5 separate regions of the Homo sapiens genome follow, and all the other regions are linked to region 4. The links are chromatin loops, found by intact Hi-C in ENCODE. Cell type or tissue: heart left ventricle. All regions are shown on one strand. Each heading gives the region's core, and the rest is flanking DNA. Links, peaks and the distances in the headings are about the cores only. Region 1 overlaps LOC102723436 (a long non-coding RNA gene). Region 2 has its middle 100 kb from the start of CDC7. Region 3 has its middle 81 kb from the start of CDC7. Region 4 overlaps TGFBR3 (transforming growth factor beta receptor 3). Region 5 overlaps TGFBR3 (transforming growth factor beta receptor 3).

Region 1 (6,308 bases), core at 754-5,753, 180 kb after region 4:
CTGTGCCTGTGTGTGTGTGTGTGTGTGATAGTCACTCTTGCATGGCTTTTGTGTCTGGCTTGTGGCATTTGGGGATAGGGTGCTGGAGCCAGAGCATTTTCAGTTTGTTTGAGGCCTCGTTGCCAACGATAGATCACTCCCATTTACCTGGTATGTCTGCTTGCTTGCTGCTTTTCCTCGCTTTCTCTTGGAAGAGGAAGGGACTCTGGTCAGGCCCAGGCTGAGTGAGATGAGCTGTAGCTGGCTGATGTCCCTCTTAGAGCAGAGAGAGTGGTATGTCATTTTACTAAGTTCCTAAACAAATATTTATGCAGGCAACACTCCTTGCAGATCCAGAAACTGAGGCACAGCAAGGTTATGACTTGCTAGCACTTGTTTTTTTTAAAGCAATTACTTTTTGACTTGTTCCTTAAACTGAAAGTGCAAGAGGTGTACACCTTTCCCAAATGTAGACTAGAATCTGCAGGATGCCACCCACTGTATAGCTCTGCTTTCCCAGAGAGGATGGACTTTTAGAAACCAAATGATCTTAATTGTTAGTACCCACCCTTGGCTTTTCAGGGTAGAAAGTTCATGATAGAAATAATTGTTAAGAGAGAGTGCTTGGAACCGTGGGTTAACAGGAAAGGCTATATAACTTCACGTATCTGCAACCAGAGCAGCCACCAAGCATGACTTACCCAGCAGCAGGAAAATGATTTGTATTTGAGTTCCTGTGTGTCCCAAACTGAGGCACCATGTTCTTTGAAAACATGCCACCTCATGGCCTCTATTTTTGGGTCCTGCAGTTGCAAACCTGCCTCCTGAGTTAAGAAGGAAAGGGAAAAGATATAGCTGGCAGTGAGTGGAGATGATGTGGTAGGGGGATAAGGCAGAATAAGAAAAGAGATTCTGAGGGCTGGGGCTGCAAAGATTCTCTCAGCAGAGCCAGAGGTGCTCATGCTCTCTTGGGGGTGGTTGGGGAGTGGGGCAGCGGCATTTGCCATCCTCTTAGGAGTCACGGCCAAAACCACTGATGTGTATTTGATAGTGACACTGCACTCCTCAGCCAGAGGGGTACTTAAAAAATTATTTCCAGTTGCAATTATACTTACTGCTTATTAAGGAAAATTTGGAAATTTTAGAAATAATCAGTTTGCCACCCAAATGCTACCACTGTTAATCTTTTGGTGTTAAATGTTCCCCTACACATTTCTGTGCATAGATTTTTGGTGTGTTTACATAGTCGTTATTCTACTGTCTATACAATTTTATGTCCCTTTTGTGCTTAACATACAAACATTTTTTCCATGTTACAGTCTTAAACAGAAAAAAAATTTTGGGATCCAAAAAATGGAAGTGACCCTAGGCCCTTCTTGACTCTGAGAGACTCTGGCTGGAGCCATGTTCTACTTTTTTCCTGGGCCCTTCACAGAGGAGGCCTCATATATGAACATCATTTGCTACCTAAGACCCAGAGCAAAAATTAGCCGGGTGTGGTGGTGCATGCCGTAATCTCAGCCACTTGGGAGGCTGAGGCAGGAGAATCGCTTGAACCTGGGAGGCGGAGGTTGCAGTGAGCCAAGATTGTGCCATCGCACTCCAGCCTGGGTGATAAGAGTGAAACTCTGTCTCAAACAAACAAACAAACAAACAAGCAAGCAAACAAGAAGACCCAGAGCATATCTTGTGAAGTATTCTTGTGTTTAAATCTGAGTATTTTTCTAACTGTTATATTTCAGCCCATTTCTTACAGCTGACTATCTAAATTCATATAGGTTATTCTGTTGCATATTTTTATATCACTATATCTGGTCACCAGGTGGCTGCTCAAAAACATCTATTTTATCTCTTCAAACCTTCTGTGGCCTCCCAAATTCTTGCTCTGCAAGCCATGTTCAACTTCCTACAAAGTTTGACATTAATTCTAAATTCATTCATTGAAAATTCAGGTCAACATAAAACCCACTTAGTGGGCCAGATGCAGTGGCTCATGCCTGTAATCCCAGCACTTTGGAAGGCCGAGGCAGGTGGATCACCTGAGGTCAGAAGTTCGAGACCAGCCTGGCCAACATGGCGAAACCCTGTCTCTACTAAAAATACAAAAATTAGCTGGGCATGGTGTTGGGCACCTGTAATCCCAGCTACTTAGGAGGTTGAGGCAGGAAAATCGCTTGAACCTGGGAGGCAGAGGTTGCAGTGAGCAGAGATGGTGCGCCATTGCACTCCAGCCAGGGTGAAAGAGTGAGACTCGTCTCGAAACGAAAACAAAAACAAAAAGCTACTTAGTGTAACTGCTATCAAAAGCCCACCTGGTTGATTCTGAATATGGATGCTGTCATTGCAAAGGAAGCCTGCTATAGGTCACTGCTACCATTTCTCCTCTTCTGCTTCACTGGCCTCCTCAAAAAACAAACAAAAAAATTTTGCTTCACTGTAGTTATACTGTGTGCATATGTGTATACTATATGTGTGCTCATTTTTCAACAAATAATGATTGAGGCCTGATTCTGTGCCAGGCACTGGAGATGCAATGGTGCATGAAATAGACCTGATTGTTGTTGTCCTGGCACTCACAATCTAGTGGTGTTATAGAATAGAGGACTGATAATGTAGTGCTATAAGTGCCACAATAGGAATGATTGGAAGCTACAAAGTTTGGGGGAGCAAAGGCGTTTTTTACCATAGGGTTGAATGTCTACTTGTCCCAAGCACTATTCTACATGTCAGAAAAAGAGACACTAAGTAAGAGTAAACTGGGATGCCTGTGTGAGGAGGCAACATTTGAGCAGGGTACTACTATATGATGAGCAGGGTACTATACAATGAGCAGGATGGGGTGGAGGAAGGATATGGTATCCTGAACTCAGAAGGAGAGGTAAAATAAGCCTTCCTAATGGCAGTGATGCTGAACTGAGACCTGAAGGATGAAGAGGAGTTAGCTAGGTGAAGGAAGCTGGGGTTTGGTGGAGAAGTGCTCCAGGCAGAGGAAACAGGAAATGCAAAAGCCCAGAAGAGAAGGAATAGAAAATACAAGAAATTCGTGACTAGAAAAGATGAGGGGGGTAATAGGTTATTACTAGTTCTCCCTTTGTCTGGTAAAATTGTTTTACTTATATAAGAGCCAGTTTATTTTGTATACCTTGTTTTCTCTTTTAGTAGCCTTACTGATACACAAGTCCAAACGTGTTTGGGCAGCTTCCTCACCGAACATGGCCAAAGGAACTCCTGCCATCTAATGGACAGAGAGATCATAATTTGCAGAAAATTAGCATTACTACAATGTTAGGCTCACAGTATGTCAAATAACAGCAATTTTCCACTCAATGGTTTAAAAGCCCTTATGTACTAAAACAGGTTAAGGAAGAAATATGTAAGAATATTCTCAGACAATGCTCCCCTGTATGGGGAGATGAAAGGAAACCAGGGAAAGAAAGGAAGGAGGGAAGGTTAACAATTAGGTACTTGTGTCAGCATTGTACTTAGTGAGCATACTCTCATTCCTCCAATCAAGGAGGTAGGCAACATAAACCCCATTTCCAGATGAGGAAACTGCAACTCACAATACAGGGAAAAGCTGGCTTTGGCTGTCTCCTTTATGTTATGCTGCCTCCCATCAGGATTTATTTCTAAATCAACAAATGGTAAGGAGGCATTAAAATGTTGCCCAGTTGTGACATCCATACATTTACATTTAAGACCTCAATGAAAGTGCTTAAGATCCCATTTTGTTCTCAAAAGACATTGGGAAGAATCTCTATTTCACTAAATAATATACAAATCAGCTGGTGCCCAAAGCAGAGAGCCTCCGGTACCACATATATTAGAATGGACATATTTTGAAAGCTAAAAAACTGGAATGCCTTTCTAACAATTTCGTACTACTTCTAGTTGAGAGAGACATTCTTAAAAATGCAATTTGGATGCAGAAACATTGGCATTCTCAGAACACCGAGTTTTTGGAATTGAAGCTGTCTCAGAAAAATCCAGATGAATAGGGTTCCACATGTATGAAGATGAATCACATTAGCAAAGCATAATCAAATGTGTATATTATGCTTTCCCATAGTATTTTATACATACAAGACCTTAAAACATTGATTTTTTAAATTGTTATGGTGCCTGGTACACAGTAGGAGCTAAAAACATGACTATAATAGAGAATTGTAAAATTTTTGCTTACCTACCTCTTATACAAGGTTGTAAAAAGTTGTTAGAGATTAAATGTCCACCAGCTGTTCTGTCTTCACTGAGGTCAAAGCGATGGGAATGGAGCACCAGCAACTTGGAGTGGAGAGAAATTAGAACCAAGATGGATGGGATGGGGGTTGCGGGGCTGAGAAGCCTTAGGACAGATGACCAAGGGAAAAACAGTATAATCCTTTAGATGTTTTAAGAAGACAGGAGCTGTCCTTAGAATGGGATTATCCTGGTGGAGCTTGGAAAACCCCATGGTGTCAGATTCCTGGTCAACTCCCAAGTTTTGACTGAGGACCCGAGTTTCTAAATGCAGCAATGGAAAATGTGGGGGGATATATAATACAGTCTCTACTTTCAAGAAGCTTATAAACTGTGTATAGGGAATCAAGGACATGATCATTTGGACTGATCAATGAAGGCTTTGTAGAGGGAAGTGGGATATACAGATTAGAGGGAAAGGCATTCCAGGTAATGGCAACTACAAAATCCAAAGGCCCCTTTGGGGCCACTCTGAATCTAAAGCATGGCATTAGAATCTTGGCTTCATTTAAATTACATTTTATGGGGAAGTTGGGTGGTCTACTGTTAAGAGATTATGTAAGAGGAATGAGGCATTTCATTTTTCTTACCATTTGGTGTCACTCTCAATCAAATAAATTGTACTAAACTTAGGAAAATAAGCACCCTTGTTAAAAGAGGTTTTGGCTTTTGTCAAGAAAGCAAATTAATTTTTTTAAAGATAAAAGTGATAGTGAGATTCCTTTTTATGAGGAGTACACATGTGGTATGACCATTTACCTATGGAGTTTCAAAATAAAAAATTAAAATGACAGAAAGGACACTCACAGAACACCAGGCATTCATTTCACAAACTGCGGGGAAAAGTGTATTTTAAAGATACATTGCTAATACTTGCCTAAAGATTACTCTTACACATACAGAGTGTGACTGTTTTTTGATTTTGTAAATCAGAGCTTTGAGTATAGAGACAATGGCAACACGCCAGAAGAAATAAATTTCTACCGGGTAGAAAAGCATGAAGATGAGTGTCTAGAGAGATTTGGAGGTGGCTGGGTTCCCCTGGCCCTGCTCCTTTTTCTTAAGGACAGAGCTAAAATAACAATGTGAGGCTACAGATCATCTGTTTCTTATTTACTTTCTTGGTCTTGTCCTAGCTAAAGTCATTTCTAGATCATGTGCTACAGTCTTCAGAGAAGTTATGGAAGGAATTTACACAAAGGGCAAATACATAATTGAATACATGTATAAAAACACATCAATAGAATGTGGATAAAGAACATAGGCAAAAATTCTGATTAGAAGGAAATCAATGGATCTTTCATTTTCTGATTTGTACTACTCACTCCACAGCTGACAGTGTTCAGTTTCTTCAGGATGTCTGTCAGAAGCCCATTCCTTGATCCATCTTCTTGGTTGCCTGCTGGAGTAACACTGGCATTCTCTAAATCTAGAACTAGAGAGATGTATCTATAAAGTATTTATTCCCTATTTTCCTTCATATGTTGTTTTCTAGTGCTAAGCCTGTTATTTTCCTTAAAGAATTGCTTCAGTAGGGTCCAAGATGGAATCAGCTAATGGCTAACACATGATGTGTTAAATTCGGAAGAGTAATTTTGCACATGGTTTATGCTTAAATAGAAATTCTAAACCATTTACATCTGTTTTCTGGTCATCGTTCTTGCTTTATAAAAAAACTATGCGTATGCTCTCCAAATAAGTTTTTATTTTGCCCATTTTGAACTCTTCCATATATTAATTTTTTAAAGCACTCAAAACAGAGATCGAGAACAATTGTGTCCTTTTAGTTCATTGTCTTCTACAGAAGAAAAAATCAGGTCAGATTAAACTCTTGAAACTGTTGCAATTACTTGTTTTCCAAACTTCAGTTTTTTAATTTTCTCTCTTTTAATTTGCAATCACTTTCCTAAGATCATGCCTTTTTACTTTAGATAGCTAAAACATCGTTTACTAAATATTTGCCTTAGCACTGACCTTTGTGGTTACTTTGTTGAAAACTGTGCTGTAACTTGACACAATATTAACTACTTCTGATTACTTATCTGGTATACGTTTGGTAATATCTACCTTTCAAGAAAGGAAGACAGTTC
Region 2 (6,308 bases), core at 714-5,713, 110 kb after region 4:
AAAGCCCCACCTCTTAATACTATTACATTGGGTATTAGGTGCCAACATGTGAATTTTGGGGGGACACCAACATTCAGACCATAGCAACATGTTTGGACTTGTCTCACTGAACAGTAAAGAGAACCCAGGAGATTGGTTTATATGTGGGCCTTTTAGATCATGGAAGGAGTTCAAAGGAGTACTGGGATCCCACGTAGATGGAGAAAACAACAGGGATCTGGCTTGATTGCTCCTATTCCCCTTCCCTCTGCCTCAGAGCCCAGCTTGATGAGCTCATGTTTGAGCTTTCTGGAGAGAACAGCTGCAGACAGAGCAGGAGAAACTCCTGTCGCTGAGGACGCCGAGAGACACGGGACTGGAAGCAGTCTGGCTGTGCATGGTTACGTGGCTATGTTTCCAGTATAAGAAATGCTCAGTCATGCTATTATTGCCATGATTTTAATAATGAAATATGAGACAGTAATAGGAAGGGGCCATTCCATACAAACGTAGCTTCAGTGCTGAGATTCCTGGGCACTCAGCCTAATTTTGGCATCTGAAAGGCCTGCAGGTTTGGGAGGACAGGGGGCCTGCTCCCTCTAGGAAGCCAGGAGGGCAGCCAGGATTGGGACAGTGGGCTTGTCAAAAGGTGGGAAGTGCGAGAGAGGAAGATGCAGGTGCCACAGAGGAGTGCAGAGGACTCTGCATGAGCTCCTTGAGATATTCCTGGGAATCTCAGACTTAGAAGTAGGCCCAAGATATGGGTTTTGGAATGCTAATACTGTAAAATGTTAAATTTTCTTTACTTAGAACAACATTAAATAGCAAATTTAAAAAAACCCACATGGCAAATAGAGGAGATGGACCATGAAAATTGTATGAAATAAAAAAGCTTTATATTTTAAAACTTTGAAAGATATTGTTTTCCTACAGATCTGGGTTCAAGAAATGCTCTGGCACTGACAATATATATGGCATTAAGTCACTTGACCTCTCTGCTCCACTCTTTTCTCATCTGTATAGTGGATATAATAATACTACCCATGTGGTTACTGAAAGGATTAAATGAGATAATAATGTGAATGAGACACATTATTAGTCCAGGGTCTGGCATGCAGTAAGTGCTCAATAACTAGGTAGAGGCTCCAGCATGGCAGCCCATTCCTACTCCCAGTCTGAACTGGTCTGGGGAAACTTGGGTGTGGACACAATGTGCTATTCAGCTTTCTCAGGTAATGATCCATTAGAAGGGACTGTTGGGTCCTCATGCTTTGCAGGTCACAGAGGGTGAGATATTCTATATGTGGATGTAGGCATGACAGACAGGGAGAGGCAAGGAACAGGGCCAGCTTCAAAGGTATGCAACCTGTGCAGTCTCACCAGGCCCTGTCTGCAAAAGGACCATGTGCTTGGTTTAATGTTGTGCTATCACCATCTTGAAATTCTTAATAATTTTCTCTTTGAACTTGTGTCTTGTAAGTGAAGTCTGATGGGATGATGGAGCATGCATGTTGAGGAGATGCATGCAATACATGGGTCTGCCATTCCTTGCTGTTCCATTTGCATGTAGCATTCGTCATGCCTCATGGACCACATAATGTGGGTGTACCCACAATGCGTGGGAGTTTGGGCAAAGTAAGTACAAGATGAAGGTGTTTCTATCACTGAGCAAGCTGGGTCCCTGCCAAAAGGTCATGCTGTCCATTCAAATCAGAACTTGTTATGAATGCGGAAAGAAGGCAATGGCATTCTAAGAAACAAAAACGACCAAGGAAACCTCTCACCTTTTCTTACTCCCTTGCATTTGCCAGCCACTTTCAGGGAAAAATAAGGATGTAGAAGGAAAGAAAAGATAGGCCAAACCATTGCTCTTTTTCCTTTCAGTCCTTCCTTATTCATTAGTAAACTGAAGGTAGAGAGTGTTGGTAGAACATGCGCGCAGCAAGTTGTGCAATGAAAACAATTTCATTAATTTTGTGTAGTGTCTCCACTGTTCCAGAAAGCATGAAATACATAGGCATGGCCTGGCGCGGTGGCTCATGCCTGTAATCCCAGCACTTTGGGAGGCCGAGGTGGGCAGATCATGAGGTCAGGAGTTCAAGACTAGCCTGGCCGACATAGTGAAACCCCGTCTCTACTAAAAATACAAAAATTAGCCAGGCATGGTGGCATGAGCCTGTAATCGCAGCTACTCGGGAGGCTGAGGCAGGAGAATTGCTTGAACCTGGGAGGCGGACGTTGCAGTGAGCTGAGATTGCACCACTGCATTCCAGCCTGGGTGACAGAGCAAGACTCTGTCTCAGGGGGAAAAAAAAATGCATAGGCATATGCACACCATGAAATGCAAACTATGCAATTTCAGTGACTCTACATAGAAATTATATGCCCTTATATTTGCATGTAAAACAGGTTTTGTGCAATATAGAGCTGAATGGTAAAATTCATGCTAATAATTGAAAACATCAATTTTTCTTTACTTAGAACAACATTAAATAGCAAATAAAAAACATATGGTGAATATAGACCATGAAAAAGTACATGAAAGAAAAATGTTTCATATTTCAATATTTTTAAAGGCCTTTTTTCCTGCTTTTTTAGTAAGAAACTCTATGTTGTCATTTTGCACTGGGCCCAACGAATTATGTAGTCAGTCCTGGCAGCCAGTTGATATATGTGTTGCAGAGTTTTAAAATTTTTCCATGTCACCCTCGTTGGGCCCCAGGGGAGCTTCCCCGCCACCTGGGCCATCTGGACCACCACGGAGCAAAGTTGAGTAGGGCTGTGTTGTCAGAGAGAGCCTCACTGGGCAAACAGCCTCCTCCTTTTTTTCTTGGATTTATCTTTCTTTTTCTAGAGAATGGCAAAGTCTAGAGTGCTCAGATGAAGGTGCTGGCCACCCTCAGCCAGATTTTCACTAAGGCTTCAGGCCTGCCTATTGCCTGTAAAAATACTTGGCTCCTTCTATCTCACCGGGAGACAACTAGGGAGAGCTTGTGGCCAAAGCTCCATCCAGGAAGACTCCCTGTAGGCATGTGTGTGTGTGTGTGTGTATGTGTGTGTGTATCTGCGTGTGTGTGTATCTGTGTGTGTGTGTATCTGTGTGTGTGTGTGTGTGTATCTGTGTGTGTGTGTATGTATCTCCCTCAGGGCTTATCTTCCTAGCAGGGGCTTGTTCACAGCTTGGTTGGGACCCCCGCACTCTCATCTCAGTGTAAACAACCATGAGAGTCAGCTCCCAGAATCCGTCCCCATGCCTTTCTCTCCTGGGCACCTGTCAGCACTCCAGGGTTTGGAGGGAGAGTGGTGAGGGCTGATGAACTGGTGAGAGGCCCTGGGAGAGGCCGTGCTGGGAGGGTGGACCTGCTAGGAAGGGCACCTCCCCTGCTGAGGAAGCAGCAACGGCAGGGAATGAGCAAGCGAGGACAGGGGCATCAATCACCACCAGCGGTGACACCGTCCCAGTTCCTCCTGTCAGCAGCTGCCTTCTCTCCTCACCTCTTCTGGGACTGGGGATGTGGAGGCATCCTAAGTGAGTGCGATGTGTGCCAGGCAGGGCCTTTCCAAGGCTGCAGTGACCGCTCACTGCCACCTCTTGAGTACAGTTTGCTCGAGTTGAATTGTCTGTGTCCAAAGAATTGTTCCAAACAGAGCAAAACAAAACCCTTACAATGACACAAATGACTGAGACAGGGGCAGGGTTACAGGTTTGTCTTTCATGGTACCATTTTTGGTCAATGGGGGAGCCAAGGAATATTGCTGGGAAAATTCATCCACTCATGCATTGTTTTTATTATCTACCTATTTTATAAAAGAAGTCCTGGGATTCAAAGATGAATAAGACACACTTAATGTCCTTAAAAGCAGACACCTTAATAGGGAGGACAGCAGAGTAATAACAGAATTATCAAATACATATAGCACCACTGGCTGGGCTGTAATCCCGCCATCAACAAAGAGCTGAGGGTACCTAAAGGAGAAAGTGCCTAACTCTGAACAGATTCAGGGAAGTTGTCGTGTGAAGTGACATACCAGCTGGACCTGAGGAATGTGTAGGAGTTTTCCCGGAGGTTAAAGTGTGTGTGTGCAGGAGGCAAAGAGGCAGAAGTTGGTGTGTAGCCTAGTTTATCCTAGAAGGGGGAAAAGGGAATGTAAAGGTATGAAAGTATAGATGAGCAAATAAGGGCAGATACCAGGGGATTTGGGAACGGTGAGGAAGCTGAAAGCTCTGGAGTGATCAGCCCTTCTAGATTGTGGGGTCCAGGGAGGGTGTGAGGAAAGAGGTGGCGATTGCTCTGGGCCTCTGCTGATGGAGTATTTTGACTGGCAGAGCTAGAGAGGAGAGTATTCCAGGAGATTCTGGGCCTCTGCTGATGGAGTATTTTGACTGGCAGAGCTAGAGAGGAGAGTATTCCAGGAGATGAGATAGTACAGACTGAGTAGAAAACCCAGGGCATGTTTGCGTGACAGCAACGTTTAGCTGGTGTGGAGAGAAAATGAATAGCAGAAATGGTCAGAAAGAAGGTCTGCCTAAGAGTTTGGACTTTAATTCCTTTGGCAAATGGGAACCATTAAAGTTTTTTTGCTAGTCGTTTTGTTGTCATTGGTCTCTCTCTCTCTCTCTCAGTCTCGTGCACGCATTTTTTTTGTAAAGACAGAGTCTATGTTTCCAGGCTGGTGTCAAACTTCTTCTTCTTCTTTTTTTTTTTTTTAAATGAAAGGCCTCACGTATTTATTACTGAACCCAGCCCAACCAACATGTTTATAACAGATTCAGAGAGGAAAACATGTTGAACTCTCCAGATAGTGGTGACATTTTCAGCTTGATATGGTAACATGATTGTGACGTTCAGACAGCATAAATACGTGTGCCATCTCATGTGCAATTCCTTATAGACCCAGCTTAGTTCTTCTCCAATGTCTCCTTTTGGAGTTGTACCTGATTTTATTACCAGTTTTCATCTGAATCCACTGGGGAACAGGACGATTTTGCTTTTGTTTCTTGGCCAGGAACTACTTAATTCTGAAAGTCTTGTGAAAAGACATGGCGAGAAGCGGAGTCAAGCACACACCACGATGGCGGAGAAAGGAAGAGAGGGCGCTGGTGTCAAACTTCTGGCCTCAGTGATACTCCTACCTCAGCCTCCCAAAGCACTGGGATTCAGGCAAGAGCCACTGGACCCAGCCCTCATTATTGTTTTTGAGGTATAATTTGCATGCAGTAAAATTCATCCTTTTTAGCATTCTATGAGCTTTGGCCAATGTATGTATTCATATAAACACCACCACAGTCAAGCTATAGAATGTTTCCAACATGTCACGACGTTTGTTTATGCCCCTGTAGTCAACCTTTCCCCCCACACTAGCCCCTCAAAACCACCGATGTGGCCAGGTGTGGTGGCTCATGCCTGTAATCCCAACACTTTGGGAGGCTGAGGCGGATGGATCACCTGAGGTCAGGAGTTCAAGACCAGCCTGACCAATATGGTGAAACCCTGTTTCTACTACAAATACAAAAAATTAGCCGGGCGTGGTGGCAGGCGCCTATAATCCCAGCTATTCAGGAGGCTGAGGCAGGAGAATCCTTGAACCTGGGAGGCGGAGGTTGCAGTGAGCTGAGATCGTGCCATTTGCATTCCAGCCTGGGCAACAGAGCGAAACTCCATCTCAAAACGACAACAACAACAACAACAAAACACCGATCTGTTGTCCATCTCTATAGTCTTCCCTTTTACAGAATGTCCTATACATGGAATCATATAGGAAGCAGCTTCTTAAATGTGGTTTCTTTCACTTAAAATAACACATTTGAGATTCATCTATGTTTTTGTGTGTGTCAAGAGTCTGTCACTTTCCTTGTTAAGTAGTATTCTATTGTGTGGATATACCCATTGTTTATCCACTCACCATTTGAAGGGCATTTGGGCTATTTCCGGATTGGGACGATTATAAATAAACCTACCATCAACATTCATGTACAGGTTTTTGTGTGAACATAAGTTTTCAATTCACTTGGGTAAATTCCCAGATAAATAAGAGTAAGATTGTTGAGTTGAATAAGTGTTTATAAATGTATGCTCAACTTCATTTTAAAAAGAAACCTACCGGCCGTGGCTCACACCTGTAATCCCAGCACTTTGGGAGGCCAAGGCGGGCGGATCACCTGAGGTCAGGAGTTCGAAACCAGCCTGGCCAACATGGAGAAACCCTGTCTCAACTGAAATACAAAAAACAATTAGCCAGACATGGTGGCATGCGTTGTAGTCCCAGCTACTGGGGAGGCTGAGGCAGGGGAATCGCTTGAACCCGGGAGGCGGAGGTTGCAGTGAGCC
Region 3 (6,308 bases), core at 779-5,778, 130 kb after region 4:
GCAGTAAACTCTGACATCTTCTTATGGCCATCTCTGGCCTCATCTCCTGGGTAAAGAAATCACTCTCGAATGCAAACCCTCCTAACTTCCTGACTCTCCAGAAGTACCCAAAGTAAAATTTCAAACACCCAATCACCTGCCCACTTCTAATTAGAGCTGGCAAGTCCTCTCAGCTACGGTGGCCACTTAACATTTCTGCAATTCTCTTAGAACACGAACAGACTTTCAAATCTCTTTCCTGTTGTTCACAGTGTTCCTGGCTGCTATGGTAGATTGTGCTGTTGCCTCTATTTTCACTCATGCCCCAGCCACACCAACGCTTGTAAGAGGGCCAGAAACAGTTTTAAACATAATTTGGCTTCCAGCCTAGAGCCGAATTTATCATCCACTCTTTCCCTGGCATCACACTTGTCCTGCCAACCTCTGGTACCTGGCTCAACTGTAGCCTGAAAGAGTTAACAGCCAATAAGCCAGAACTAACTCTTAGGGGAGGAGCTTTAGAATGCTGACATGATAGTCACCAGATCTGCAAAATGGTATTCAGCAAAGTGTGAGATTGTTAGGAGACCAAATGCTAAACTTAATACATGAGACCTTGACACTAGGTACCAGATAGATCCACTTTCAGGTCCCCTTTTTGCAGAATCCTTAGGAGCAGCATGTCATTTACCCACGCTGCTTTACAAATGCTGCATCTGGAGTCAAGAAGACAATCTGAGGGGTTTGGAGGTTGCCGTCTGCCTGGTGATCAGAATGCTGCCCTTATGTCATATAGCACATCAGAGGGAAGTCATTGGACTGCATCACCTGCATCTCCTGGGAGCTTGTTAGAAATGCTGAATCTTGGGCTCACACTTGACCTGCAGAAACAGAATCTGCACGTTGACAAGATCACCAGGTGATCTGTGTGCACATTACTGTTTGAAGAGCACTGCTATAGAGTTGTACGGCAACAAAACACTTTTACATACATAAAATCCTCCTCTGAGGAAGGCAGAGGAAACTGAGGATTTGAGAAGGTGAGTGATTCTTTCAGGTCACATGGCTGGCGCCAGACATTTCTTAACTCCTACTTATTTGGCGCTCTTTCCACTGAACCACTTTGCCTCCTGCCAACAGTCAGGAGAGAATGACAGTGGCCATGGAGGCTTTCACTGAGCTCTCACCACACGCCACACATTGTTCGGATTAAGTTATTTAATATCACTGGCTCTATGAGGTGGGGGCCTTTATTTTTCTCATTTTTCTATTAGGTAAGTGGTGGAGCACCAGAATCAACTAGTGTATTCCAGACTCCATTTAAGTTGCCCACACTGAAAGTTGAATTTTGAATTTCCCAGTAGTGACTGGGAAGCAGTAAGGAAACAAGGGAATAAACCGGAACCTAGCTGTGTGACACTGGGCATGCCACATCACCCCACGTTACTTATCCAAGAAATGAGGTTGAACTGGATGATCTTTAAGGCAATTTCCAGCACTGACATTTTAGCATTCTAAATATTTCTAAATCCTTTGCTTGATATCTACTGATGGCTTTTCTTCTGAGCATCTTTGATTTAGGATCAGAAACTGTCAGCCAAGGCCAGAGGATGGGGGAAGGAGATTGGAGGCAGAGGCACATTTTACATGAATGGGACAGATGACAAGCCCCGGGACCACATCCTGCACCTGCCTGCCGGCCAGCCACAACCCAGTCTACTGTGTGGCATCGTGGGATAACTCCCAATATGGCTGTCCTGCAGAAGTTTATGAGACTAATTTAACACCACTCTTTGCAGCTGCACCACACCCAGTTCAGCTGGCAAGAGGATGCTTTTAAAGAAGAAAGGTGATCAGGTCTGGAGTGTTTCCCACAAGCCCAACGTCACACAATGAGTTAACTGCCAATGAATCAGAAACATATGGTGCTCAACAAGCTTCTCTCAGATTACGCACTGTTTAATAATCTAGGGAATCGCTATTTGTCAAAACAGTTGTAACTTGTTACCAAATGCAGGACCTCTGAGACCCAGTTTGAAATGTATTGTCAAACACGCCAGAGTCTCCAGGGCCAGATTAATGCATCTTAGCTCCATCCATGGGAGATTATTTTCCGAGTGTACCATTTGGTGATTGTAACTCAGAATGGGGTCTGACGAGAGCTGAGGTTTAAAAGACACCTGAACAATTACGCCTAAGTAAATATAGCTTAAAACAAATCACAAGTAAGCACTACTTTAGTCACAGTGCAAAAGAACACACACTTGCTGCTTCTATTTTCAGAAAATTAATGAACGATTTTAGTTATGGCAAAACAACCCTGCAGAACAAGGGTCAGTTTGCTCTTTAATCAAGAAGCTTTGCCAAATATTTACTAAAATAGGGCAGACTCCTTGTAAAAGTATAAATAGTTTTGTTTCTTATTTAAAATAAAAAGGTCTCTAGCACCTTATATGGTCTGATCCTTTGATAGCACTCAAGTGTTTCTATAGTAGGATTTCCATTGTGGTCTCTGCTAAGGAAAAAAGAAACAAAATTGCAGCACGAGGTCAGAGAAAAATGATGCTTCCCATAAAAATCCAATCGAAACTGCAGAGTAAACTGTGAGGAATGTTGTCTCATAGGATAAAGCATGTGGTGATGCTGTAATCAGACTCAGTAAGGACCAAGATTCCCGTGGCCAACTCATGATTCATCCCTTCACCTTCTTCCTTCCTTCCTGATAGCCCCAGATTCTGTGTCTCTCCCCAGTGTGGTCCAGGGGATAAGCTCCATGCTCAGCTCCAGGGGCAAGTTCTGCTTAAGCCAACCATGGGAGTTCCCTGATTGGTTTAGGAACAGTCATGTGACCCAATTCTGCCCCATGAAAAGTAGGAAGTCTACTGTGGGGAGGTTTTGGGAAACAGTTTCTTGCTCCTAAGAAAGAGGAACAGGAAGAGACAGATCTTCTTACAGGTGTTGCCGTGTTTGGATATGATGCTCCAAAGTGGCAGCCATGTTGCTTTCAGGTGAGGGTAAACCTGACACAGGGTTGGGCAAGGTAAGGAGAATCAGTGAGAGACGGAACACAGCCCTGACACATCACATCTGGAGCCCACCTGCCTTTGGATTTCCCGTTATGTGAAACAATACACTTCCTTATTGCTTAAATCAGTTCGAGTTGGTATTTCCAGTATTTGCTGCCCACAGCATCCAAACAGATCTAATATAGCTTTCAAATTCACATACCACAGACTAGCCAGCCCCCTTTTCCATTGCTGTCCTGAAAACTTTGCCTCACCCATTGTTTTGCCAAAAGTCTTCTGAAAGGGTAAAATTTCCCCAGATACCATAACATAATGCTATAGATTAATCAATATGTCTACATGGTGATCCTCAACTGATTACAACTAATTTCATTGTCATTTCTCAAGACAGGCAAACCAGAGTGGTTTTCTAAAGGGCCCTTTCTATAGTAAAAATAACATTCGGTCAGTCACACATTCATTTCCAGGACTGGTTGAGTGGATCCATCTACCTTCTCTCATGGATACCCCTTGTGACAAAGCTGAGAATGTCAAGACAGCTGATGGGACTCAGGTTAGACAACAGAGGGTCTGAAACAGCAAATCTTACCGGTTCAACCAAGAGCCAAGGGAGTTGACATAAAAAACAGATATATTCTATATTTTGCATTCAGAATGTCTTTTTTTCTTTTTATAACCTTCATCAGAGATTTTTATGTACACACATTCCAAAATGGAACAATGCAGCAAAAAGAGTCAAGGAGAATTCTAAAGCATTCTCTGCCTACATCTGATGAATGAAAGGGTTGGATTTTTCATCTTTATTTATTTGGCCTCAATGTTCAGCTTTCTTGTATCTATGAAGACCTAATTTAGCACACTTCAAATCCCTTGAGGGAGGTAGTTATTGAATGTGCTACCAGCTCTAAGAAGGAGAGCTGGAGGCTTTACTCCATGAGGGCCTCTGGCACTTAGATTACAGATTGGAGGAATGGTGGGTAATTCTCAATCAAAACTGAATCTGAAAATTATTTTTAAGACCACTTAACATGCTATCTATCTTCTTAACAAATTTTAAGTGTACATTACTGTTGACTGTAGGTTGATTAGAGCTTACTCATGTTGCTAAGTGAAACTTTATATCTATTGATTAGTAGCTCTCCATTTCCCCCTCCTCCACTAGTCCCTGGTGACCACTATTCTAGTCATTGATTTTATGAATTTGACTATTTTAGATACTTCATACAAAAGGAACCATGCAGTATTTATCTTTCTGTGTCTGGCTTATTACATTTAGCATAATTTCCTCAAGGTCTATCCATATGGTCACACAGTACAGAATTTCCTTCATTTTAAAGGCTGAATAGTATTCCATTGTGTAAATACATCACATTTTAAAAAATCCAGTCACCTGTCAATGGACATTTAAGTAGTTTCCTTGTCCTAGCTATTGTGATTAGTGCTGCAGTGAACACAAGAATGCTAATAATATCCCTTAAAGATCCTCATTTCAATTCTTCTGGATATATACCCACAAGTGGTATTGCTGGATCCTACAGTGGTTGTATTTTTAAATTTTCGAGGAACTTCCATGCTGTTTTCCATAGCAGCTGCATCATTTTGCATTCTTGCAAACATGTATAAGGGTTCCAATTTCCTCACATCCTCACCAACACTTGTTGTCTTTTTTTTTTTTGATAATAGCCATCCTAATAGGTGTAAGGTGATTTCTCATTGTGATTTTGACTTGCATTTCTCTGATTATAGTGATGATAAGCTTTTTTTCACATTCCTATCAGCCATTAGTATTTCTTTTTTGGAGAAATGTCTGTTCAAGTCCGTAGCCACTTTTTAAATTGGCTTCTCAGTTTTCTTGCTATTGAGTTGTTTGAGTTCCTTATGTATTTTGGAGATTAATCCCTTGTCAGATACATGGCTTACACATATTTTCTCCCATTCTGTAGGCTGTCTTTTCACTCTGTTGATTGTTTCCTTTCCTGTGCAGAAGATTTTTAGTTTGATGTAGTCCCACTTGTTTATTTTTGTTGCCTGTGCTTTTGGTGTCATGTTCATTGCCAAGACCAAGATCACAAAGCTTTTCCCCTATGTTTCCTGATAAGAATTACAGTTTCAGATCTTATGCTTAGAAATGTTTTTTGCTGGATGCTAGAATGCTAATCTTTGCTCCTATATTCACTCAGAATTATAAAATGAAAAAGAGGTTGTGAGAATCTGAGCAAAATTCACAAATTATAAATCAAATGTCAATTATACTTTCTATGTTCATGCATTCTTATAATGGCAAGAATATCTCTGGTTGCACTGACATTTTGGCACACGTCGTCATGCTCTTCAAAGACTGTAAACTGTGGTGTGACCTCTGTTCAGAAAGAATTACTGCCCTATAAAGTTATAGAGGCACTGAGAGTCTTTTACTTTCTCTTCTTTGGAAAGGTGCAGTGCGTTCCTTGCAGACATTGCTCTGAATAGTATGTTGCACAGACTCAAACACTGTACCTTTTTAACACTCACAGCTTGAACCCAGATTCACAGCCTTTGGGACTCCTTCCTTTGATATGAAATCCAACCACAAGGCTCATGAACTATTAACACAGGCCTTTATCTGTTGCACTTGTTACAATTCGAGCAGAAAGAAAGTAACTCGCTGCAATACTATTATGGGACAGTGGGCTTCAGTGATAATAATCCAGGGCACACCTCAGTTTGCAAAATGCTCTTCCTTATGTTATCTCATGTCAGCCTCCCAAGAATCCTGATGGGATTTTATAGACAGGAAAAACAGAGATGAAATCAAAAGGCTCAAAGTACTTGACCAAGTTCAGAGGCAGAAGCAGAGCTAGCACTTGAGCCTAGCTTTCTTACTCCAAGTCCAGTGTTTCTTCCATGATAATATCTTGTCCTGACAAAGGTGGCATGAGGGCAGGGTTATGTGATGGTTAAGAGCACAGTAGTTCTGGGTTCAAATTCCAGTTCTGCTACTTATCAGCCAGGTGAACTGGGGAAAGTTGCTAAGCCTCAGGGCCCTGCCTTGGTTTTCCCATCTATAAAATAGAAATAATAACACGTACACCACTGGGTTTTGGAGCTTAACGCATTAATGCAAGAAGAGCACTAAGCATAGTGCTTCACACAAAGTGCAGTACTCAGCAAGTCCTCAATGAATAATAGCTCTTAAAAATCCACAGGGAAGTGAGCCTTGGTTGAACACTTTGCATGTGAATCCCATTTCTCTGGGTTTTCACTGTTATTGACTGTTAGTCAAAGGTGTCCTGTGAGCTCCAGTTTCCTGTTTGGCCAAATGAA
Region 4 (6,068 bases), core at 1-5,000:
TCTTTTCAGTCATCATGCCTCTCCACAGAAAATTTGTTGTTTTTCTTTACAAGAGGGCTCTTGTTAAAGGCTTTTCTCTTTTTGAGGGGGTAAGAGTAGGGCAGTGAGGGTTGTCTTATAAGAAGTGTCTGACTGGCATGTTGCTCAGAGCAGCAATGACAGCAAGGCCTAAAGTCTTTGCTCTTTTGTGTTTGGAAAAGATGGAACTTGATTAGCTTTTTGGGATGCCTGCTATAGACTTAAAATGATGGCTGTATTAATATGTCTTCTTACCATAGAAGCTGTCATTTACTTTAGAGTTATACCTATTAGGCTGGGCGTGGGCTCATGCCTGTCATCCTAGCACTTTGGGAGGCTGAGCTTGGCAGCTTGCTGGGAGTTCGAGACCAGCCTGGTCAGCATAGTGAGACCCCTGTCACTACTATATATATATTAGCTGGGTGTAGTGGTGCACACCTGTAGTCCCAGCTACTGGGGAGGCTGAGGCAGGAGTATGACTTGAGCCCATGAGGCCAAGGCTGCAGTGAGCCATGATTGTACCACTGTACTCCAGCCTGGGTAACACAGCAAGACCCTGTCTCAAGAAAAATAAAAAAGAACTATACCTATTGATAAATATAGACAAGAAAACAAAGTTATTTTAAAGAAAAAGTGCGGAGTGTGATCATATTTTTTCAAAACAGATGTAGTGGGCCTGAGCATGCTCATTAATAGGTTTGAAGCGGCTAATCTCATGGCCTCCACAACCTGGGCACAGCCCCCAGGATCTGCATTTTGAAACATTAAAAGCAGATGACCCTGGAAAGTTTAGTTTTACATGAGCCTATACCAGGATTAAAAATGAAACAAACTCAGCAACATGATTATCTTATTGGAGAAAAATGTAAAATCTGTCACCTTCATAATGCAGTATAGACAGTCCCCATACAACCATTCTGTTTTTCAATCTAAGTATTCAATAAATTATGTGAGCTATTCAACACTTTGTTATGAAATAAGCTTTGTGTTACATGATTTTTCCAGCTGTAGGTTAACGTAAGTGTTCTGAGCATGTTTAAAGTAGGCTGGACTAAGCTGTGTTGTTCGGTACTTTAGGTGTATTAAACACATTTTCAACTTAGTGATATTTTCAGTTTACAGTGGGTTTGTCAAGATGTAACCTCATCATAAGTTGAGGAGCGTCTTTATGGGAAATTTCCCACAATCACCAATCACAAACATGAACCGTGTATATGAAGCCCAGCTTGGTGAGGACCAACACTAGGCATATAGTTTTTCTGTTTTTCAAACTAACACTAAAATGTTTAGTTTTGTGAGAAGAAGGGGAGGGGGAGGACAATATTGAGAAGCTATCCAGTGATATTTGCATCTTCAGGTACAACCAAAAATCCACTGGGCCTGCTGTCATATCTCCCAGGTTATTTGGTGTTCTCTGAAAAACACCCACCTTCTTGCTTTTCTGTAGTGAACAGCTGTGTGCTGTCTGATAAAAGGCCACAGGACAGCTGTGCAGGTAGAGCTGGTGAAGGCACTTTTGAGTGGCCCCTGATTCTGTGCTTTGTTCTGCCTGTCTGCAGTGTGTGCCTCCTGACGAAGCCTGCACCTCGCTGGACGCCTCGATAATCTGGGCCATGATGCAGAATAAGAAGACGTTCACTAAGCCCCTTGCTGTGATCCACCATGAAGCAGAATCTAAAGGTGTGCTTTGGGAGGCACGATCAGAGCATGGGGCCTGAGCTCTGCTTGTTAAGAAGACCCAATAGTGTAAATCAAAGTCCAGCTTTATTCACAAGATAACTAAAGGGCCAGTTAGTTACTTTAGAAGACCATTTTTTGCCCGAAGAGTCTTTTCTTTAGCTGGTTCTCTTACAGCCATTATGGCTTAGTTGTAAGTAATCTATTTGAAAATGATTTCCTCTGTAAAAAGAATCAGGTCTAGGTTGTTCCTGTCATAAGGTCACTCTCCCTTGCATTCAAATATGCTTCCTTGAGTATGCAAAAAAGGGTTCTAGTTAGTCCCATGTCCCGGGAATTGCACACAATCCACAGTTCATCTTTCTGTGATCTACTGCTAAAGTTTATGCTGGCTATAACCTATTGTATTGCTTTATCAAAATTGCAAATGCCTTTGAGAATATGTGAACATTATTCATCTTAGGTGTAACAGATGAGAACCACTGCCCAAATGCATCTTAAAATTCAGTTTTCAGAATTTTGCACAATCACATTTGTTGCTTGGAGCCAAGCATGCCTCTTTCTCCACAAGCAGGAACATTCAGCAAGCTGTATCTTCTGTGAGAAAAGGAAGGCTGTGCCCTAAGGGGTGTGGCATCAGTACCTGAGAGGACAGGCAGGGCAGAGCCAGACCTGGCATGGGTCTGGCCAGCCAGAGCAGTAGAGAGGCAGAACTGGGCCCTAACAAATGTTAGGAGTGGATATGAGGCCCTGTGGGCGGTGAGAAGAGCATCTGACAAGGACCCGCATCACAGCTCCAAGGGTTATAAACAAGCAAGGACACACCAGGCAGCTGTCAGCATCTGAGGGGTGGAACCAAATGTCACATGGGATATCTAGGCAATTACAGTTGTCACCATCTAGTAACATTGATATCTAAGGGTGTCAAACTGAGAGAAGGCTGGGAGAGTGAAAGTGGATTCCAAGCGGGGTTAGATATTTCAGGATTAGAGCTACAGGCTGCCTCTCGCCACTCTGAGGGGCACAGAGGAGCCTGGGCACCAAGGGCCTTGACAAAAGCCAGCACACTGTCTGGCTCCAGTTTCAGGGTATTAGCTGGAAGGCCTGCTGGGTGGTGCTGACACCAGATCTAGGGTTTGGTGTGGCCCTGGGATGGCATTCCTGATCTGAGCATGTTGGATTGGGATTTGGCAAGACTAGGCAGCAGGGGTGACCCCTGGACAGTGGGCAGAACCTACCAGAACAGAGGCATGCAGGTACTGTCTAGTGTCTTATTGGTTGACTAACCTCTGTGAAAACAGCTGTGCCATTCCAATTGTGTATCTGGTGGTGGCATCTGCCCCCTTCCTATGAATGAATGTGCTCCCTCAAAATGGCAGAAGAGTATAGGTGGCAGGCACACTGGATTGGAGCTGGGAGCCTAAGGCACTGCTTTTAGCTTTCTCTGCTAACTGGCTGTGGGACATTGGAGAACCCCCCTACCACCAGCTCTTTGGGTTTCATTTTCTCTATCTGGAAAGGAGAGGTTTGGACTGGGTGACTTCCAAAAGGTCCTTTCAGTTGTAATACTCAACTATGCTGTTTGAAGAAGCAAAATAATCTTTAATTCATTTTTCTGGCCGTCCTAAAGTTGTTGTGAAGTGTACATGAGATGTTCTCGGCAACATTTTTGTTGTTGTTTGTTTTACTTTTATTGATTGGTTTTCAACCATTTGAAAGTTATAATAGACCCAGTCTTTATATAAATGGATGGTCCAAATAGTTCCTTTTTATTGGGTTCAGGAGAAAGAAATAAGAATATAAATTGTGTTGCAGAGTAATCACAATTGGGCAGCAGCTGGCTCCATTTTGTACTATGAAAGTGATTTTGTTACCAGAAAGGAGTCCCAATTCAGACCCCAATAGAGGGTTCTTAGATTTCACCCAAGAAAGAATTTGGGGATGAGTCCACAGAGTAAAGTGAAAGCAAGTTTATTAGAGACGTAAAGAAACAAAAGAATGGCTACTCCATAGACAGAGCAGCCCCAGAGGCTGCTGGTTGCTATTTTTATGGTTATTTGTTGATCATATGCTAAACAAGGGGTGGGTAATTCATGAGCTGTCCTAGAAAGGGGCAGGCAATTCCCGGAACTAGGGTTCCTCCCCTTTTTAGACCATATAGGGTAACCTCTAGGCTTTGCTATGACATTTGTCAACTGTCATGGTGCTGGTGAGAGTGTCTTTTAGCATGCTAATGTATTATACTTAGTGTATAATGAGCAGTGAGGACAACCAGAGGTCACTGTCATTGCCATCTTGGTTTTGGTGGTTTTTGGCCAGTTTCGGCTGGCTTCTTTACTGCATCCTGCTTTATCAGCGGGGTCTTTATGACCTGTATCTTGTGACCTTCTCTCCCATCCTGTGACTGAGAATGCCTAAACTCCTGGGAATGCAGCACAATAGGCCTCGGCCTCATTTTACCCAGCCCTATTCAAGGTAGAGTTGCTCTGGTTCAAATGTCTCTGATAATTTAACAATAAGAGCAGCTACCTCGGATTCCATCTGTTACTCGTAACTATTTTGAGAGAGGTAATTCTGCTAGTAATTGAAGGCAGCGGCTTGCTTTTTCCCATGCCAGACAATAATTAGGCATTAATATTGCCGCAGTATAACTTCCAGCAATTCATCCATTCTTCTTTTGAGCCTGGTGACATTTTTCTAAGTAATTTCTCTTGCAAATTAGGTAATTACTTTTATTTAAACTTAGTATAATTGTACTGAAAGTTCAATGTTTTCTTGTATAAAAGTTCAAGAGGAAAGTTTTACCAAATATCAAAGCAATTTTATGAGATTTGCTAATTGAGACTAGATTTTAGTTGAGAAGCATGTGGGTGAAGAAAGTTTATTACTTAGGTTTGTTAAATAAATTGAGGCGGTTAAACTGTAGGCCAGCTTCCCAGGGGCTGTATGCAAATTTGCTTTCTAACTTTGCGCTTACTGGGGTAAGTTTTCTGGCAGGTTTCAGCTGTGTGTGACTCCTCTCACCTTTTAAGTTTATTTTCTTTTGACTCTAAATCATTTATCCTCAATGCAGACCACTGGAGTCTGTGCTTTCTGCCTCAAGGTGAATTGGAATAGTCATTTGAAAAGAGACTGTGGGCTGGGCGCAGTGGCTCACGCCTGTAATCCCAGCACTTTGGGAGGCCGAGGCGAGTGGATCACAAGGTCAGGAGTTCAAGACCAGCCTGGCCAACATGGTGAAACCCTGTCTCTACCTAAAAAAAAAACCAAAAAAATTAGCCAGGCGTCATGGCACACGCCTGTAATCCCAGCTACTCTTTAGGCTGAGGCAGAGAATTGCCTAAACCTGGGAAGCAGAGGTTGCAGTGAGCCAAGATCGCGCCACTGTACTCCAGCCTGGGGGACAGAGCAAAACTCTGTCTCAAAAAAAAAAAAAAAAAGAAAAGAGACTGTGACCATTTGCCTAATTGCATTGGTTTATTTGAATAATAACAGGTCACGAATGTCCTTCCTGTCAGACAGCTTTATGTCTCTTTATTGTAGAATCTGTGACTTTTTGGGTAAAAATTTCCTAACCAATGGGACGCTTCACTGTGCTTTTACTACACAGGTGCTCTTTGAAGGCCATGCCAAAACTCCAGCTCTCTCTGGTCATTTGGTTCATCTTATTTTTCAACACTTGGATTTTCTGGGACAGCAGATAAAGGCTCTGGTTGGCAACTTCACAGCTGGGCAGAGAGCTGCTCTGTGGCCACCACTGCCAATAGCATTGACATACTTTAGTGTTTCTTCTGTGGACAGGAAAGTAGGCAATCAAGACTATAAAAATGTTTCTGGATTCCTCCTCTGGGCCACTGTTTTTAATGGAACCTTCCTGAGCACATCTTTGCCACTTTTGATCTCTAAGTCCCTTGGGAATCAGTGTTGGGTTAGCGTTCTTTTACCATTTAAATTTTTAACAATAGATGAAAGTTTAAAGCTGATGGTGATGATAGTGATGGAGATGAGGATGATGATCTAACATTTGTTGAGCATTTACTTTGTGCAAGGCTCTGTGCTAAATGCTTTATGTGGATTATTATATTTTATCCTCATAGCACCTCTGTATAGTGATAACTTGGCCAAGGGCACACAACATATAAATGGTGGATCTGGGATTCAAATTCAGGCACTGTGATTCCAGAGCCTGTGCTCTTAAACCCTATGCCTTATTCCAGATGGAGGTTGATTCTAGTTTTTACTGAAAACTAGAATCATGTGCATCTATGTCTTCACACCCCTCTTCCTGCCCCACTTCTCCCTTTTCTTTCTTTCTTTCTTTCTTTTTTTTTTTTTTTTGAGACAAAGTCTCACTCTGTCACCCAGACTGGAGT
Region 5 (6,308 bases), core at 527-5,526, 120 kb before region 4:
TCTCCATGGGAATTGGTGAGCCATGGACATCATCTTGGAGCACACTTTGAATCTCAGAGCTTCCTTTGAGGGGACTGCTATGTTCTGGGTGCTTCTGGTATTCACAGGTTCTATGATTCTATGGCTGGACCCTTCTAGCATATGTGCCCTTTGGTGTCACTTTGTCAGAACCACAGCCAGTGCATGGGTCTTCTGATGCCATCCTGTGGCTCTCTTCCCCACACCATGCCTTGTTTTTTTTTTTTTGTTTGTTTGTTTTTTTGAAGACCTTCGAGTCTCGCTCTGTTGCTCAGGCTAGAGTGCAGTGGGGCAATCTCAGCTCACTGCAACCTCTGCCTCCTGGGTTCAAGTGATTCTTGTGCCTCAGCCTTATGAGTAGCTGGGATTACAGGTGCGTGCCACCACACCTGGCTAATATTTGTATTTTTAGAAGAGACGGGGTTTCACCATGCTCTCCAGGCTGGTCTTGAACTCCTGACCTCAAGTGATCTGCCCACCTCACCCTCCCACAGTGCTGGGATTACAGGTGTGAGCCATCGTGCCCAGCCACACTGTGCCTTGTTACTGCATGTCTGCTTGGGTCATGGCCCAGGTGTCATGGTGGAGGGGGCGGGGTTGGGAGGTAGAGAGTGCTGGCATTGGTGATTTGCCAGCAGGACACATGCCCAGGAAGATGGTCAGAAAAAGAGGGACTCCTTCACGTACGTATAAGTCAGCTTTAGCCTTAAAGCTTCAAACACCCACTCACTGCATTGAGGAGTCCTTGAGGTCCCTCACCTGCTCTTCCTGGTCTGACTAGATGCCAGGGAATTGGGAGAGAGGGACCTGCAGTGGGAGGGTCCTGGAACTGCAGTGACAGTAATACAGGCTTAAACTAGAATTCCTTCCTGGAAGAATTTCGGTCTTCCTCTACCCCAGCAGCCTTTCACTCCTTAACTTTAGTAGTGTGCCTTGGGGCTTGAGCAGCTGCTGCTTCTGTGGAGGTGACCATCCAGAGGGACCCTTTCACAGCTAAGTTCACTTGCACCTCCGTTTCTGCTTAAGGCAACTACAGTTTCGGGGGTGGCTGCCCCTGTTTGCTCATGATAATTCCTTATGAACTCTCCTGTTGATAAACTGAACTGGATCAGCTTTAGTTTCCCTTTAACTAAGGATTTAAGTCAAAGCGTAACCACAAGTGTCCTGTTCGTTTTCATTCATTTCAGTGCTGAACATTTATACACTGGGCTATGGATTTGATGTTTCCTTCCTGTCTTGGCTGAGATACCTGTGTGAAATATGAGTTTGCCATTTGGCAAACTCTTTTTCCTTTGACTAGTTAATGAAGCCAAAATATTGACGGGGGTGTGGAGTTAGGGGAAGAGGAGGTGTGCATGGTTACATTTGAAAGTTCTTCATGGTGCAGGAGAATCCAGTGCTTCACCCTGAGTAATTGTAATTAGGGTAGTAAGTAAACCCTTTCAGGTTTATTCTATAGCGATCATGACGAGTTATCTTGGGGAAGGGATAAAGAAGACTGTGAGAGGTTGTACAGTTCTGATCCTGTCAGGCTTTGAGAAGCAGACCTCAGCGTGATCTGAAGAGCCGGTACCCTGGAGTAGATGATTAACCAAGATAATGTTCCGGACAGTCTGCAGCTGAACTGAACTGGTGTCTCTGCATCCATTCATAGTTACCCAGTGTGGTTAATAACAAGTCCGTTGGGAGTTATGCCTGTGCTGGCCATAACTACCTTGTATTCTGGATGGGGGTCAGAGAAACTGAATGGATCGATTCATTCACTGAGTAGTGAGTGACTGCAGCCTTACTGAAGCCAGCTCCTTTCCAGCTCTTTGATGACATGCACTATTATTGTTGTTAACAGGTTGGCTAAAAAAGTAAACCTGGGAGAGTTGAGGCTTTGTTCCTCTGTCCAGCACTCAGATATTTCCTGTAGTCATTCAGTAAACATTTACCAAGTGCTTACTGTGTGCCAGGGACTGTGTTATCATAACCAGTAACTTTTTCTTCGTTAATGAATTATCTCATGCGGCGTGCATACAAAGAAGCCTTAAGAAGTGGAGGATAATGGGGGCCTGTCTCTCCCTGCTCATCCTTTGGGGCTGTCACATCACGGAAAGGAAGTAACAGTCAACTTAAATCAGTTTACTTTGGTAATAGCAGTTTTTGAAAAGGTTTGGAGCAGGAAATTGAAACTCTTGAGAAACAGGAGGTTTGGGGATTACTGCTGGATTTTTCTTATTCCTGCTATCCCAAGGACTTGATCCCAGTTACCACTGATAATGGACCCCTTTTATGTTTAACTGTCTTGTCAGTAAGTCAGTGACACATGCTGAGAATAGAAACCAGTACCATTCCATGTCGTAACCGCCAGCCTGTACACGCCCCGCTGGTTCTGTTGTTGTGATCGTTGCTACAGCGCTTAACATCAAATGCCAGCCTCATGCCTGGCACTTTACATCACACCTACGGCGTCCCCACCCCGGGAGCTTACCTTCCCTAGAAGTCCAGGACATTTTCTATGTTGGCACCACAGGAATAGGTAGAGGGCAAGGGACAGAAAGTTTTCCTCAGTAAAATGTGGTCTTTGCTTGAATCAATAAAGGCAACTATGTTCATCTGTTTTAATAGGAAAGGCCTGTAGGTAATTTTTTTTCTCCGTTAAAATCTGCTTTTAAAAATGTTTGGGGTTGAGTATAACAACAGATTGATAACTCTCTGTTCATCGCTTTTCCGTTCTTGCAAAATATGTGACTTGCAGTGGTTGACTAAGTGCTAGGCTCTGACGGGAGGAAATGAGACCCGTGGAACTCCTGGCCCCCTGCTCTGTAGGTGCCTCCAGACCAGGGAGGGGAGACAGGCATCAGGTGGCATGGCCAGGCCTTTTTTTTTTTTTTAATAGTGGATGGGAGAAAATGGGAATATGACTAATTTTATTTAATACTTAGGTTGTTTTGTCTGTTTGCTTTACTGGCATAGGGTCATCTTCAGCTGAAGAAGGATGTGCTGGTGCTTAGGAATGGCTGTCAGGAGCCATCGGTTTGCTCCTTCAAACAGGAAGGGCAATGCTGGCTTCAGCTAAGAGCGAGAGAGGTTCTTTCCCCAGACACCCAGTATGTCTCTCTTTGCAATCATTGGCTGAATTGACTCAGCTTTTCCTCCCATCCTTGAATCAGTCCCTGGTAGAGTAATGGAGTTACAGTGATTGGCTTAGGACAGTCAGCTGGAGAATCAGTCACACCACTCACCACAGCGGCCTCCTACTAAATATAAATGTGAGCGGGACTTAAAATAGAAGAAATGCACATCTAACAGGACCATAACTTAGGGATAAGGTACTGGACAAGGTAATGAAGAGGCGATCATGGCCCTTGTTTGTGTTTCCTCCGTTCCCTCGGCAGCCTTCTAGGGGACCCTCTAATGTGCTACCTCACTGTGTACCTGTCTCTCTATCCTGACTCCACCTGTCACTCTCTCTCGACTCTGGGAGTATAGCTGCTTAAGGCCAAGGCACTCTGTCTTACTATTTGTGGCCACTGTAGCTGGCACATAGCAGGGACTTAATATGGGTTTCAGCAAATTGAACGAAAAAGGATACTTCGTATTCCTTTGTGTTTAACTTTTATCAAACATTGCTTGAATCAAGTGGATTTTTTTTTTTTTGAGATGGGGTCTCACTCTCACCCAGGCTAGAGTGCAATGGCACTATCTGGGCTCACTGCAACCTCTGCCTCCTGGGTTCAAGGGATTGTTCTGCCTCAGCCTCCCGAAGAGCTGGGACTGCAGGCACCCACCACCACGCCTGGCTAATTTTTGTATTTCTAGTAGAGATGGGGTTTCACCATGTTGGCCAGGCTGGTTTCAAACTCCTGACCTCAGGTGATCCACCCGCCTTGGCCTCCCAAAGTGCTAGGATTACAGGCGTGAGCCACTGAACCTAACCACAAGTGGACTATTGATAGTATATTCATTGCACATTTTATAACAAGTTTATTGAGATATAATACACATACCATACAATTCACCTCTTTAAAGTGTACAATCATTTTTAATATGTTATCAGAGTTGTGCAGCTGCCACCACAGTCAATTTTAGAACATTTTAATCATCCTCCAAAAAACCTCTTTATCCATTGGCAATCTCTCCCTATTCTTCCCTTTCCCCAGGCCCTAGTAACTACTAATCTATTTTCTGTTTCTATGGATTTGCCTATTCTGGACATTCTGTAGAAATGGAGTCATGCCATATGTGGCCTTTTGTGACCAATTTCTTTCACTTAGCATGTTTTCAAGGTTCATCCATGTTGCAGCATGTATTTGGTATTTCATTCCTTTTTATGGCCAAGTAATATTTTGTTTTATGTATATACCACATTAAAAAATTCATCATCAGTTAATGAACGTTTGCATTGTTTCCTGTCTGGGGATATGAGGAATAATGTTGTTATGGGCATTCATATACATGCAAGTTTTTGTGTGGGCTTATGTTTTTTCCCTTTTTTCTGGGAAGTATGGCTTTGGCCAAGGCCAGAGTCAAGCACATCCTTATGTTTTTATTTCTCTTGTATTTATATGTGTCTGAGAGTAGAATCGCTGGGTCATATGGTTACTCTGTGTTTAACCCTTTGAAGAACTGCCAAACTCTTTTTCAAAGTGGTTGCATTATTATTGTTATTATTTTTTGAGACGGAGTCTTGCTCTGTCACCCAGGCAGGAGTGCAGTAGTGCGATCTTGGCTCACTGCAGCCTCCGCCTCCCATGTTCAAGCGATTCTCCTACCTCAGCCTCCCAAGTAGCTGGGATTACAGGTGCCTGCCACCATGCTCGGCTAATATTTGTATTTTTAGTAGAGATGGGGTTTCATCATCTTGGCCAGGCTGGTCTCGAACTCGTGACCTCGTGATCCACCTGCCTCGGCCTCTCAAAGTGCTGGGATTACAGGTGTGAGCTACTGCGCCTGGCCTGTTGTATTATTTTATACTCCCAGCAACAATATATGAGGGTTCTAGTTTCTCCACATGCTTGCAAACCTTATTATTATCTGTCATTTTGAATTAGTCATCCTAGTGGGTGTGTAATGGTATCTCAATGGATGTTCATCAATGAAAATAAACATTTGAATGGGCACCCATGGCATGTCAGATGCTCTTTCTTAGGTGTGGGGGCAAAGAGATTTGCAGCCTTCGGCTGTCTGTCTCTCTGGCCTCATCTGTTTTCACATCTTTCCTCTTGATTTATGTTCCCTAAATACCAAACTGTTTGTAGTCCTCATACTATCATGTCATTTCTTACTTCCAGATCTTTGCCTATAATCTAAATATTAATGCAGTGTGAATATTAATGCCATTACTAGTTAACTCTTAAACAGCCAATAAATTATAGAGCTGGCAGTCTGGCTCCAGAGTCTGTGTTCTGTACTACATACTCTTTTTTTCTTTTAAAATCAACTTTATATCGAAGTATAATTTATATAGATTAAAATGTACACTTTATTTATTTATATATTTATTTTTGAGACAGGGTGTTGCTCTGTTACACAGGCTGGAGTGCAGTGGTACAGTCTCGGCTCACTGCACCCTCAACCTCCCAGGCTCAGGTGATCCTCCTACCTCAGCCTTCTGAGTCACTGGTACTACAGGTGTGCACCACTAAACTTGGCTATTTCTTGTATTTTTTGTAGAGACGGGGTCTTGCTATGTTGCCTAGGCTGGTCCCAAACTCCTGGGTTTAAGCAACCCTCCCACCTTGGCCTCCCAAAGTTTTGGGATTACAGGCGTGAGCCACTGCACCCAGCAAATTGCACACATTTAAAGGTACATTTTGATGAGTATTAATGAATACATATGCCTGTGCAATCACCACTGCAATCAAGATACAGAGAATTTTTCTATTATCCATCTCCACCCCTTTCATTCTCTTCAGCCTCCCTGTAGTCCATATCCCCAGTCCCAGGCAATTACTAATCTGCTTTCTGTTGCTATAGATTAGTTTTGCCTGTTCTAGAAGTTCATGTGCTCTTTTGTGTCTGACTTCTATTTGCTCAGCAAAATGTTTTTGAGAATCAACAGCCAAGTTGTTGCATGTATTAGTAATTTGTTCCTTTTTGATGTTGAATGTTTTCCGCGGTATGGATATACCCCAATTTGTTTATTCATTCACCTGCTGATGGATGTTTAGGTTGTTTCCTTTTAGTATTATGCAGTTAAGTAGCTATGAACCTCTATAAACATGTCTTTTTCTGGACATATGTCCTCAGTTTTCTTGAGTAAATACCTAGGACTGTAATTGCTGAGTTGTATGTAACTTTAT

What was found. Hi-C counts contacts between places; a loop is a spot of excess contacts. Peaks named below come from ENCODE experiments on the same cell type or tissue, not always from the same donor. Only the 100,000 strongest peaks of a DNase experiment are listed, where the experiment ranks them.
Region 1: a loop joins it to region 4, with 2.5 times the contacts of the local background. A loop is called at or near these places in 20 of 110 quality-filtered maps.
Region 2: a loop joins it to region 4, with 19 times the contacts of the local background. A loop is called at or near these places in 8 of 110 quality-filtered maps.
Region 3: it touches region 4 in a loop (2.0-fold over the local background); 9 of 110 quality-filtered maps call a loop at or near these places.
Region 5: it touches region 4 in a loop (6-fold over the local background); 5 of 110 quality-filtered maps call a loop at or near these places.

What each region holds. Positions count from the first base shown.
Region 1 is chr1:91,526,956-91,533,263 of GRCh38, reverse strand. All of the region lies in intron 4 of LOC102723436 (a long non-coding RNA gene), which reads left to right. It also overlaps the pseudogene WDR82P2. Among named protein-coding and RNA genes, the nearest start is that of CDC7, 29 kb to the right of the region's middle. In heart left ventricle, for the core only: a CTCF peak has its summit at 3,222 (motif pointing left); no DNase peak of the experiment used is centred there.
Region 2 is chr1:91,598,885-91,605,192 of GRCh38, reverse strand. It overlaps the pseudogene RPL39P13. Among named protein-coding and RNA genes, the nearest start is that of CDC7, 100 kb to the right of the region's middle. In heart left ventricle, for the core only: no CTCF peak of the experiment used is centred there; a DNase peak (open chromatin) is centred at 3,362; H3K27ac peaks cover 1,260 bases.
Region 3 is chr1:91,579,078-91,585,385 of GRCh38, reverse strand. No RefSeq gene overlaps it. Among named protein-coding and RNA genes, the nearest start is that of CDC7, 81 kb to the right of the region's middle. RefSeq lists an enhancer at 1,992-3,191. In heart left ventricle, for the core only: no CTCF peak of the experiment used is centred there; no DNase peak of the experiment used is centred there; H3K27ac peaks cover 1,055 bases.
Region 4 is chr1:91,704,293-91,710,360 of GRCh38, reverse strand. TGFBR3 (transforming growth factor beta receptor 3) reads left to right here. Exons shown (of 17, transcript NM_003243.5): 14 at 1,578-1,698. Among named protein-coding and RNA genes, the nearest start is that of TGFBR3, 180 kb to the left of the region's middle. In heart left ventricle, for the core only: no CTCF peak of the experiment used is centred there; a DNase peak (open chromatin) is centred at 2,750; H3K27ac peaks cover 1,851 bases.
Region 5 is chr1:91,823,334-91,829,641 of GRCh38, reverse strand. All of the region lies in intron 2 of TGFBR3 (transforming growth factor beta receptor 3), which reads left to right. Among named protein-coding and RNA genes, the nearest start is that of TGFBR3, 60 kb to the left of the region's middle. In heart left ventricle, for the core only: no CTCF peak of the experiment used is centred there; a DNase peak (open chromatin) is centred at 2,425; H3K27ac peaks cover 2,543 bases.